Linked DNA regions of Homo sapiens: all the other regions are linked to region 1. Evidence: chromatin contacts called from ENCODE Hi-C or POLR2A ChIA-PET data. All regions are on one chromosome and are shown on one strand. Each heading gives the region's core, a stretch centred on a gene start or an enhancer-like site at or near the end of the contact. The rest is flanking DNA. Distances are from core to core; before and after follow the strand shown. Region 1 holds the start of UBAP1 (ubiquitin associated protein 1). Region 2 holds the start of DNAJA1 (DnaJ heat shock protein family (Hsp40) member A1). Region 3 holds the start of SMU1 (SMU1 DNA replication regulator and spliceosomal factor).

Region 1 (3,109 bases), core at 262-2,761:
CCACCATGCCCAACTGTTTTTTGTTGTTGTTAGAGATGAAGATTCTCCACGTTGCCCAGGCTGGTCTCAAACTCCTGAGCTCAAGAGATCTGACCATCTTGGCCTCCCAAAGTGCTGGGATTACAGGCGTTAGCCATCGTGCCTAGTCATTTTATTTTATTTTATTTTATTGCGACAAGATCTTGCTCTGTCACCCATGTTTGGAGTACACCAGCACAATCCTGGCTCACTGTAGCCTCGACCTCTCAGGCTCAAGTGATCCTCCTATCTCAGCCTCCTGAATAGTTAGGACCACAGGCACATGCCACCACGCCCAGATAATTTGAGTTTTTGTAGAGACAAGGTCTCACTATGTTGCCCAGGCTCACCTAATTTTTACCAAACTTTTTGTAGAGACGGGGGTCTCATGTTGCTTAAATTGGTCTTGAACTCCTGGGCTCAAGAGTCATCTTATTCAATTAATAATTCTCTGTCTCCTAATTCCAGCAGACATAGAAAGACACAGAAGGCCAGCGCCATGGCTCACGCCTACAATCCCAGCAATTTGGGAGACTGAGGCTTGAGCCCAGAAGTTTACCACCAGCCTGGGCAACATGGTGAGACCCCGTCTCTCCATATATATATATAAAATAATAAAAATTATCCGGGCGTGTTGGCATGTGGCTATAGTCCAAGCTACTCAGAAGGCTGAGGTGGGAGGATCACTTGAGCCCGACAGGTGGAGGTTGCAGGGTTGCAGTGCGCCAACATCGCGCCACTGCACTCCAGCCTAGGCGACAGAGCGAGACCCTGTCTCAAAAAAACAAAAAACACCCCAAACAGAAACAACAACAACAACAAAAACCCCCACAGAAGGCAGTGAAGGCTTGGGATAGGATTACCTGGTTTAAACCCATAGAATGTCAGAATTGAAGGAAGACTTAGAGGTCACCTTTGTTTTTTTTTCTTTTGATACAGAGTCGCGTTCCGTTGCCCACCTGGAGTGCAGTGGCGCGATCACGGCTACCGCAGCCTCGACCTCCCGGGCTCAAGCGACCCTCCTGCCTCGGCCTCTCAAAGTGCTGGAGTTACAGGCGTGAGCCACTGCGCCCGGCCTAGAAGTCACCTTTCAACTTAGTCCTCTATACATGGGAAAAGTGAGGTCCAGAAAGGGTATGAGTTGTACCAGGTCGCTGACCCTGAACAGAAGCTAGATGTCTTAATTCCCAAATAGGACTCGCTGCTAACTCTTTGGGCATACCTTCGCGATTCAAGGCTCTTGGGTTTCCCGCTTTGGCCGCCTCGCCAAACCCAAGTCTTACACTCTTAGTGACCCCCTCCTTTCCTCCTTCCCCCTTAGGTCAGCAGGGTTTACTCATTCCAATTGCAATGCTCCATGTTGCCGGAGTAGCTCCTCGCTAGAAGAGAGATTAGTTATGTCACCGTCGGCTCCTCCCATTGGTCCGGGCGTGTGGAGCGCGGCGCCATGACGTCAGACGCCCAAATGAGTGGGGCGGTGAGGGGAAGGAGGAGGGAAGTAGGACTTCAACATGGCGGCTGCGGCACTGGCGGTGGCTACGGTGACGGCCTGGCCCGGAGCGGGCAGAGTTGGAGGTGGTGGCGTTCGCTCTCCCTAGGGGCTGTCGGGAGCTCAGCGGGGACCGAGCCTGGGAGGCCGGCCGGTGCCAGCACCTTTCGGCTTCTGAGACGGCGGCAGCAGCGGCATTCAGGTGAGGGGGGCCTCCCTCTGGGGGAGGGGGAAGAGGGGCGGAGTTGGGGGAGGGGGGCTGGTACTGGGAGACTGGGAAACGGGATGGGGGGCCGAGCGAGGTGAAGGGCGCCGGAGCTAGGAGGTGGGAGGGAAAAGTGGCCGGAGATCCGCGATTCGGGGAGGATTCTGGGAGAAGGGTCGGAGTGAGGGGACCGGAGTTGAAGGGGCGGAGGGGAAGTGGGATGCGGAAAAATGAGTTCGGATTAAGGAGACTAATACCCTACTGGAAGACAGGCATAGTAGACATCTATCGGGCTGGACTGAGAACTCGGTGGGAACTAGAGGATGTCAGGGAGGGGGACCCAGATTTTAGTAAAGAAGGTGAGTGGTGGGGAGTTGAGGGTGAGCTGGGGACGTGCGGTGTAGATTTAGTTCTCCCTGAGGCAATGAGATTGGGGAGAAAAGGTGGAGACTAGACCAGAGGTGAGTGATCTTTGGGGATATCTTTGGCCTTGTCTGGTCTTCTCCAGGTATGTTTATCCGCCTTTTTTGTTTCTTGGGTGGAGGCTTACCTATACAGTCCACCTGGGCCTCAGGAACCGCCCCAGTCTTTCTTGTGGAACGTCAGGTTCATTTATTTGAGCTATATCAGTGATCTTTGACCTTTGTTGCCAAATGTAATTGTTTCCAGACTAGCGTCTTAAAAGTATGGTTGGGCATAAAAATACGTTTTATGTTAAACTGAAAAAAAAATTGTTACTTTTAGTCACCATGCAGTGTTGCGAAACCAGATTTGGTAATTTAGTTAAGTATTACGTATATTCTGTTCTAACTTTACTCGTTAGTGCTTTGTCTCTTCAGTTATTAGCATTTGAGAATTTGAATAGATATGATGGATGTTTTCCTTTTTAATTTTGTCAGATTTGATGGTGGGAAAAACAAGATACTTAGTCTTTAGTGATATATAGTTCTTTCTAGTTAATGTCCCAACCTAAACTAAAAGTTTCCGTATTGGCCGGGCGCTGTGGCTCACGTCTGAAATCCCAGCACTTTGGGAGGCCGAGGCGGGCGGATCACGAGGTCAAGAGTTCAAGACCAGCCTGACCAACATGTTGAAACCCTTTCTCTACTAAAAAGCCAGCCGGGCGTGGTGGCAGGCGCCTGTAATCCCAGCTACTCGGGTGGCCGAGGCAGGAGAATGGCTTGAACCTGGGAGGCGGAGGTAGCAGTGAGCCTAGATCGCTGCATTGCACTCCAGCCTGGGCAACAGAGCGAGACTCCGACTCAAAAAAAAAAAAAAAGTTTACGTATTATGGCAAAGAATGTGAAATGTGTCAAGTCTTAAAAGAATTACATTGTCCGCATTAACTTACTATAAGTGAAATTTTATTAAATTTTTGTTTCTAGTTCTATTAATTC
Region 2 (3,109 bases), core at 610-3,109, 1.2 Mb before region 1:
GGGTTTCACCAAGTTGGCCAGGCTGGTCTAGAACTCCGGATCTCAGGTGATCCGCCACCTTGGCCTCCCAAAGTGCTGGGATTACAGGTGTGAGGCACGGCGCCCGGCCTGACTTACGTGATTTTTGTATTACAAAGCCCTAGTACACTGCCTGGTAATATTAGACGTTTATTAACGGTTGGTTTAAACAAAAAACTTTATACCAGAGGTGATACTTGAGAAGGCAACACCTAAGATTGAAAAAAATCAGGTGTCTGTCAGCCAATGCAAAAGCATACAAAGGTGAAAAGGCGTATATGGGAAACTGCGGATAGTTCTGTGACTGGAATGCACAGTTAAAATTAATGAAAGAGAAAAGGCTGAAGAGGCAGCATGAGGATGCTTCCAAGGATAAAGTTCAAAATTCTTAGCGTAGCATATATACCAACAGACAAAGGCATGCCCTAACTAGCTTTGAAGCCTCACCTCCGGCTATTCTAGCTCCCTTAGCTATGGCTATATCCAATTAGTTGCAATTTCCTAAAAACATCATATTCTTCCACACCTTAGTATAGCCTTCCCCTGTGCTTTGTCCACTGCTCTCCTCCCATTTTCAAAACTCAGCTCAATTGCCACTTTCCCAAAGAAATTCTCTCTGATCTATCAGGTTAATATAGGAGGCTCTCCCCTACTGACTTCTACCTCATGGTTTCTCTGGCAGTCTGTTGACTTGTTTGGCTTCTCACTAAAGTCTAACTGGGGCTTTTCAACTCTGCATCTCCAGTTCTGTTTTTGTTTTAAATCGAGACGGGGTTTCACCATGTTGCTTGGGCTGGTATCAAACTTCTGAGCTCACGCAATCAGCCCACGCTGGCGTCCCAAAGTGCTGGGATTACACACGTGAGCCACCGAGCGTGGCAAACTCCATCTTTCTTGGTGCTAGATACTGACATACCTGCTGTGTCCCTGGATAAAGAAGCGGACCCCAATTCCCATTAAGCCCCCGTGGTACCATTTTCAAGTCCGAGGTCTTACGTTGCAGATTGTACATCCAGGTTCCCTGACCCGTAGGATTTAAAAGTGAGGTCAAATAATTAAACAAATTGTTTTAGTCAGACACTCTTGCGGCTACTCTGTAGCCAAACTGGGTGAAAACCTGACCAGAGGAGTCCACGGCCCTCTGTACATCAAAGACGGTCCAAACGTCTCACTGTTTAGCTCAGTCCCAGACACACTGAGCTCAATCTGCACGAATCAGCGAGGTCCAGGGCAGATAACATGTGTCTAGGGGCCTGGACTTGCACAAAAAGCCTTAACAACTTCACAATTTGATTAATTATGCCGCCTTGGACCACGCGTGAAAAACAGCAAGACCCAAGGCCTATGCTATTGGTCTGGGGACTAGACCCACCTGGCTCAAGCATTTTTTGCTCGCCACGTTCCCAAAAAGAGAAGAGGCGCCCGTAAGAGGGGGGGGGGGGGGGGCAAGACTGTTCCAAGAGCTTTCCCGTTCACACACAGCTCCCGCTGGGTCACTGTACTCGAGCCCTTCCCGCCCTCGCGGGCCCAGGCGGCCACCCCACAGGTTTGGGAACCCTAGGACTTGCAGTGCTCCTGGGCCATGCCCCACCAGCCGGAGACTTCCGCACTCTCAGGCTCGCTGAGTGGAGAAAAGGGCTCCAGAAGATTCCACGAGCGCCGGGAAGCCGCGCTAGCACCAACACCCACAAGGCCTTTCGGCGCAGCTCCTCCCGACCCGTGCGCCCCCGCGCCGTTGCCCAGGTAACGGCGGGGCGGTGGCAGCGGCCGAGAAGGGCGGGACTTCCGGCGGGTGACGCGCCCGGGTTCGGCTACAAAAGAGGACGGCTGCGGCGCGCCGGGCGGAACTTTCCAGAACGCTCGGTGAGAGGCGGAGGAGCGGTAACTACCCCGGCTGCGCACAGCTCGGCGCTCCTTCCCGCTCCCTCACACACCGGCCTCAGCCCGCACCGGTGAGTTTGAGCCCTCGCGCTGCCCCTAGTCCCCTGGCTGGCGCCATTGGCGCCGGGAAACCGATGGAGCCGCGGTCGGGAGGCAGTTGGCCGCGTGGGTAGGACCGCTGTCAGTTCCTGGGCCCACGATTTCCCTTTTGGAGGGCTGGTGTGGTGCCCTGGCAACCCATCCCCGGCACGCACAGTGAATGGGCCCGAGACCTTTCCTAGACCTCCCTCCTTCCCCAGCCTGGGATCTCCAAGGAGCTACTGTCTTCGGCTGCCCCTCCGTGCGCGCCCCCGCGGCCCCCCTCCCCGTCCGTGCTCGCTCGGGGTGGGGGGGGGGAGTGGGGTTGGCGACCCTGCGCACGCGCACAGGGAGGCAGGGGCGAGGGGCTGCGGGGGGAGCCGGGCGGAGACTGCGGCTTTTGGTTTCGCTTTCTCTGTTTCCCCTCCCTTTGTTTGTTGAGGGCTGGGCTTTCCCCACCGCCACTTGGGTCCAGGGTGGGAGGGAGAAAGGAAGGAAATCGGTCAGCGCCAAGTGCAAGGGGAAACCTGGCAGGTAAACTCTGCCAGCCTGAGGGGCGAGAGGGATTCGGCTGGAGAAGCTGTAAGCCGTGGGCGGTGGAGGGCTTGCTGTGTGGAGCCAGTAACCTGTTCTATAAACCACTCCCCCCCACCACTGTGTGCCCAGACGTCTTTTTCTGGAGAGTATATGGAGTTTATCAGATTTGCCAAAGACAGTGATAGTGTAATGACCGGTAGACTGAACATATCAGTGCTTCTTTTGGTTACAACTGTCACCGCCTCTAGGGCAAACGGGAAGAATCCAGATAATAGTTGTGTTATATTAGTATGGAAGCTTTGGTGTAGGAAAATTGGAACCAGCTGCTAGAAGGCGGCTCTCAGATTATTTCCCGATAATGATTATTTGTTTTGTCTGTTCGAGTTTATAGCTGAATTATCGCAGGAATTGTTACCTTTTTGGTGAAATTTAGGGAAGGTGGTGTTCTTATAATCGGATTTTGCAAAGAGATTGCTCGGCCTTAGCTCTCTTTTTTATTAAAAGCTACCAGTTGAAAGCCGGTTAAAGTTGCATTTTCTTATTTCAGGCAGTAGAAGATGGTGAAAGAAACAACTTACTACGATGTTTTGGGGGT
Region 3 (3,109 bases), core at 317-2,816, 1.1 Mb before region 1:
GGCTCACGCCTGTAATCTCACCACTTTGGAAGGCCGAGGCGGGCAGATCACAAGGTCAGGAGATCGAGACCATCCTGGCTAACACGGTGAAACCCCGTCTCTACTAAAAATACAAAAAAATTAGCCGGGCATGGTGGTGGGCGCCTGTAGTCCCAGCTACTCGGGAGGCTGAGGCAGGAGAATGGCGTGAACGTGGGAGGCGGTGCTTGCAGTGAGCGGAGATCGCGCCACTGCATTCCAGCCTGGGTGACAGAGTGAGACTCCGTCTCAAAAAAAAAAAAGGGAACTGATTGCTGCTACCTGCAGTAGTCTTTTTCTCTCATGGCCCCTTTATGAGGTATGCAGGTATCCAGACTTAGACCCCTGTTATTCTGCTATGATACTATCTTCCTTAGCACATGTCCGTTGACTTCCATTTTACACTCCCAAAATAAGTCATCTCTCTCCTCAAACAGCTCACATTTGACATAGCCAAAATCAAATTCCCTACCTTCAAACAGAAATGAATACATAAAGAGCTAGAAGCTTTGAAGATAGTCTGGGATTTGAATCAAAGTTATGTGACCTTGGACAAGTAGGTTAACATCATTTCAGTATTTGCTGAATGCATAAACCTCCCTTCCTCCTATGAAAAGTCTCCAAAAAAGGTCCTCTCCCTCCCTTACACTCAGACACAATTTTTATGTCTGTTAATTTAATTATTATTAAGTGTTGGCAAGGACAGGTGGAGGATGGAGTTCTGGAAAAGCACACTAAGGTCTTCTTTAGTCACTAATTCTCATCCCCTATTCCTTGAAAATTTTTCTTTCTAGCCCAGTCTCCAGTCTGTCTCTCCCCAGACAACCCAAAATTCCGTGCCAGATCGGGCCTGATAGTTGTTCATTCATTCCAAAAGCTAGTTGTTCATTCATTCCAAAAGCAATTAACTCTTCCTCTAAGGTATGCTAGACACTGAGACCACAAGGAAAAGGAGCTCCTAGGCACCGACAAAGGCTAGTTTGGGGTGAGGTTATCAAACAGTGACAATACTGAGTGATAAACGCTAGGCAGAGAAAAGCAAAGGGGCCGTATAAGCAGAGACAACGAATCACATTGCATAAGCTGGACAGGGAGAGAAGCAAGGCTTAAAGAGACCTATCCCCTTGCGCAGATAATTAGACTGGAGTCCAGAGTGGATCCTTAATTTGGTCAATCACAGCGCGCCAGCAGTCGGCCAAGGACAGAACTTAGGTCTGCAAGGTGTGTTTTCCCCACCCGTGCCACCTCCCTCGAGGTTTTGGGCTTCACGTCTGAGAGCTGCTACTTTCCTGTGGGCCCACCTCCGAGGTAGCGAGATCCAAGATGCTTCTTTGGGGGCAAGGAAATGGCCCTCCACTCCCTGGCCTCTCGGATGCCTTCTCCCGAGTACCCTCCGCCCCACACCCTTAACCTCCAGGCCCCCGGCAAGGCGCGAACATCCCCACCGCAGGACTCACTCCGAAGATTCGATTTCGATCGACATAGCCGTATCTCTCCGGGAGCAGGCCCCAGCTCTCCCTCAAGGCCAGTCGCGCAACACACCAACGACACCTCCGGCGGACACCTAACGTCACTTCCGCTTGGGTCGGCGTCTGGCTCCCGCTCTGGAGATAGAGTGAACGAAGAGTAGGGGCGAGGTTCGCGTAGGGGCGGAGCCCTCAGGGGCTGTCAGAGGGCGGAGTTTATGCCCCTGCCCCAGAGAAATACGCATCAGGAGGAAGACTGTTTAAAAGCAGGCCGGAGCCGGGTGCGGTGGCTCACGCTTGTAATCCCAACACTTTGGAAGGCCGAGGCGGGCGATCACCTGAGGTCGTGAGTTCGAGACCAGCCTGACCAACATGGAGAAACCCCCGTCTCTACTAAAAATACAAAATTAGCCGGGCGTAGTGGCGCATGCCTGTAATCCCTACTCGGGAGCCTGAGGCAGGAGAATCGCTTGAACCCAGGAGGCGGAGGTTGCGGTGAGCCGAGATCGCGCCATTGCACCCCAGCATGGAAAACAAGAGCGCAACTCCGTCTCAAAAAAAAAAAAAAAAAAAAAAGAAAGATAGAAAAGAAAAAGAAAAAAAGCACCGGGCGCCATACAGCTCACAAATGTACTGAAAAAGAAAAGCGCTGGGGCGGAGCGCGGTGGCTCGCGCCTGTACTCCCAGCGCGCGAGTTCGAGACCAGCCTGGGCAACATGGTGAAGCCCCGTCTCTACTAAAAATACAAAAAATTAGCCGGGCGTGGTGGCGGGGGCGCCTGTAATCTCAGCTACTCGGGAGTCTGTGGCAGGAGAATCGTTTCACCTCTGGAGGTGGATGCGGTGAGCCGAGATCACACCATTGCACTCCAGCCTGGGCAAGGAGAGCAAAATTCCGTCTCAAAAGAAGAAAAGAAAAGTAGTGGTGATAAGATTGTAGTAAGAAAAGCAAAGAAAAGAAAGAAGAAAAGAAAGAAAAGAAAAGAAAGAAAAGAAAGAGCACTGGTTTGGAAAGATTGCTTTTTTTTTGAGACGGAATCTCGCACTGTCGCCCGGGCTGAAGAGCACAATGGCGCGATCTCGGCTCACTGCAAACTCTGCCTCCCGGGTTCAGGAGATTCTCTTGCCTCAGCCTCCGGAGTAGCTGGGATTACAGGTTTCTTGCCATCACGCCAGGCTAATTTTTTGTATTTTTAGTAGAGATGGGATTTCACTATGTTGGTCAGGCTGTTCTCGAACTCCTGACCTCGTGATCCGCCCGCCTCGGTCTCCCAAAGTGCTGGGATTACAGGCGTGAGTCACTGCGCCCAGCCAATGTTGCTTTCGTTTGATGTAATTAGTTGATTAGATTTAAGATGAGGCTGAATATGCAATACCTGATGGGATATTAATACATTCAAAACCAACATAACACTAGCCAAAATTTATAGGAAGAGTTAATTGAGGATTTTGGTTGGTTGGTTGGTTTTGCGTTTTTTTGAATCAAGGACTCGCTTTGTTGCCCATGCTGGAGTGCAGTGTCTCGATCGTGGCACACTGCAGCCTCGACCCCTCCAGCTCAAGCAATCCTCCCACCTCAGCCACCCAAAGTGCTGGGATTACTGGCATGAGCCACCACGCCCTGTC

What was found. A loop is a pair of places that touch in the nucleus more often than their neighbours do. ChIA-PET counts read pairs that join two places held with the same protein, here RNA polymerase II (POLR2A). Pooled maps may share reads with other maps.
Region 2: a loop to region 1 is called in a map of CD8-positive, alpha-beta T cell, with 12 times the contacts of the local background. The contact joins the promoter of DNAJA1 here to the promoter of UBAP1 in region 1. A Hi-C loop is called at or near these places in 1 of 168 maps with a recorded cell type or tissue (CD8-positive, alpha-beta T cell) and 3 of 50 pooled maps. POLR2A ChIA-PET finds 5 or more read pairs at or near these places in 5 of 52 experiments (GM10248, HEK293, IMR-90 and 2 more).
Region 3: a loop to region 1 is called in a pooled map, with 4 times the contacts of the local background. The contact joins the promoter of SMU1 here to the promoter of UBAP1 in region 1. A Hi-C loop is called at or near these places in 1 of 50 pooled maps. POLR2A ChIA-PET finds 5 or more read pairs at or near these places in 2 of 52 experiments (HepG2 and WTC11).

What each region holds. Positions count from the first base shown.
Region 1 is chr9:34,177,532-34,180,640 of GRCh38, forward strand. UBAP1 (ubiquitin associated protein 1) reads left to right here and starts at 1,512. Exons shown (of 7, transcript NM_016525.5): 1 at 1,512-1,709. RefSeq lists enhancers at 561-1,519, 1,325-1,754, 1,520-2,476, 2,477-3,109.
Region 2 is chr9:33,023,414-33,026,522 of GRCh38, forward strand. DNAJA1 (DnaJ heat shock protein family (Hsp40) member A1) reads left to right here and starts at 1,860. Exons shown (of 9, transcript NM_001539.4): 1 at 1,860-1,970; 2 at 3,062-3,109. The coding sequence starts at 3,072. It also overlaps a transcript of APTX not described here. RefSeq lists enhancers at 700-1,295, 1,618-1,912, 1,890-2,484, 2,441-2,510 and silencers at 1,771-1,920, 2,201-2,340.
Region 3 is chr9:33,075,108-33,078,216 of GRCh38, forward strand. SMU1 (SMU1 DNA replication regulator and spliceosomal factor) reads right to left here and starts at 1,567. Exons shown (of 12, transcript NM_018225.3): 1 at 1,476-1,567. The coding sequence starts at 1,501. RefSeq lists enhancers at 1,429-1,578, 1,749-1,948.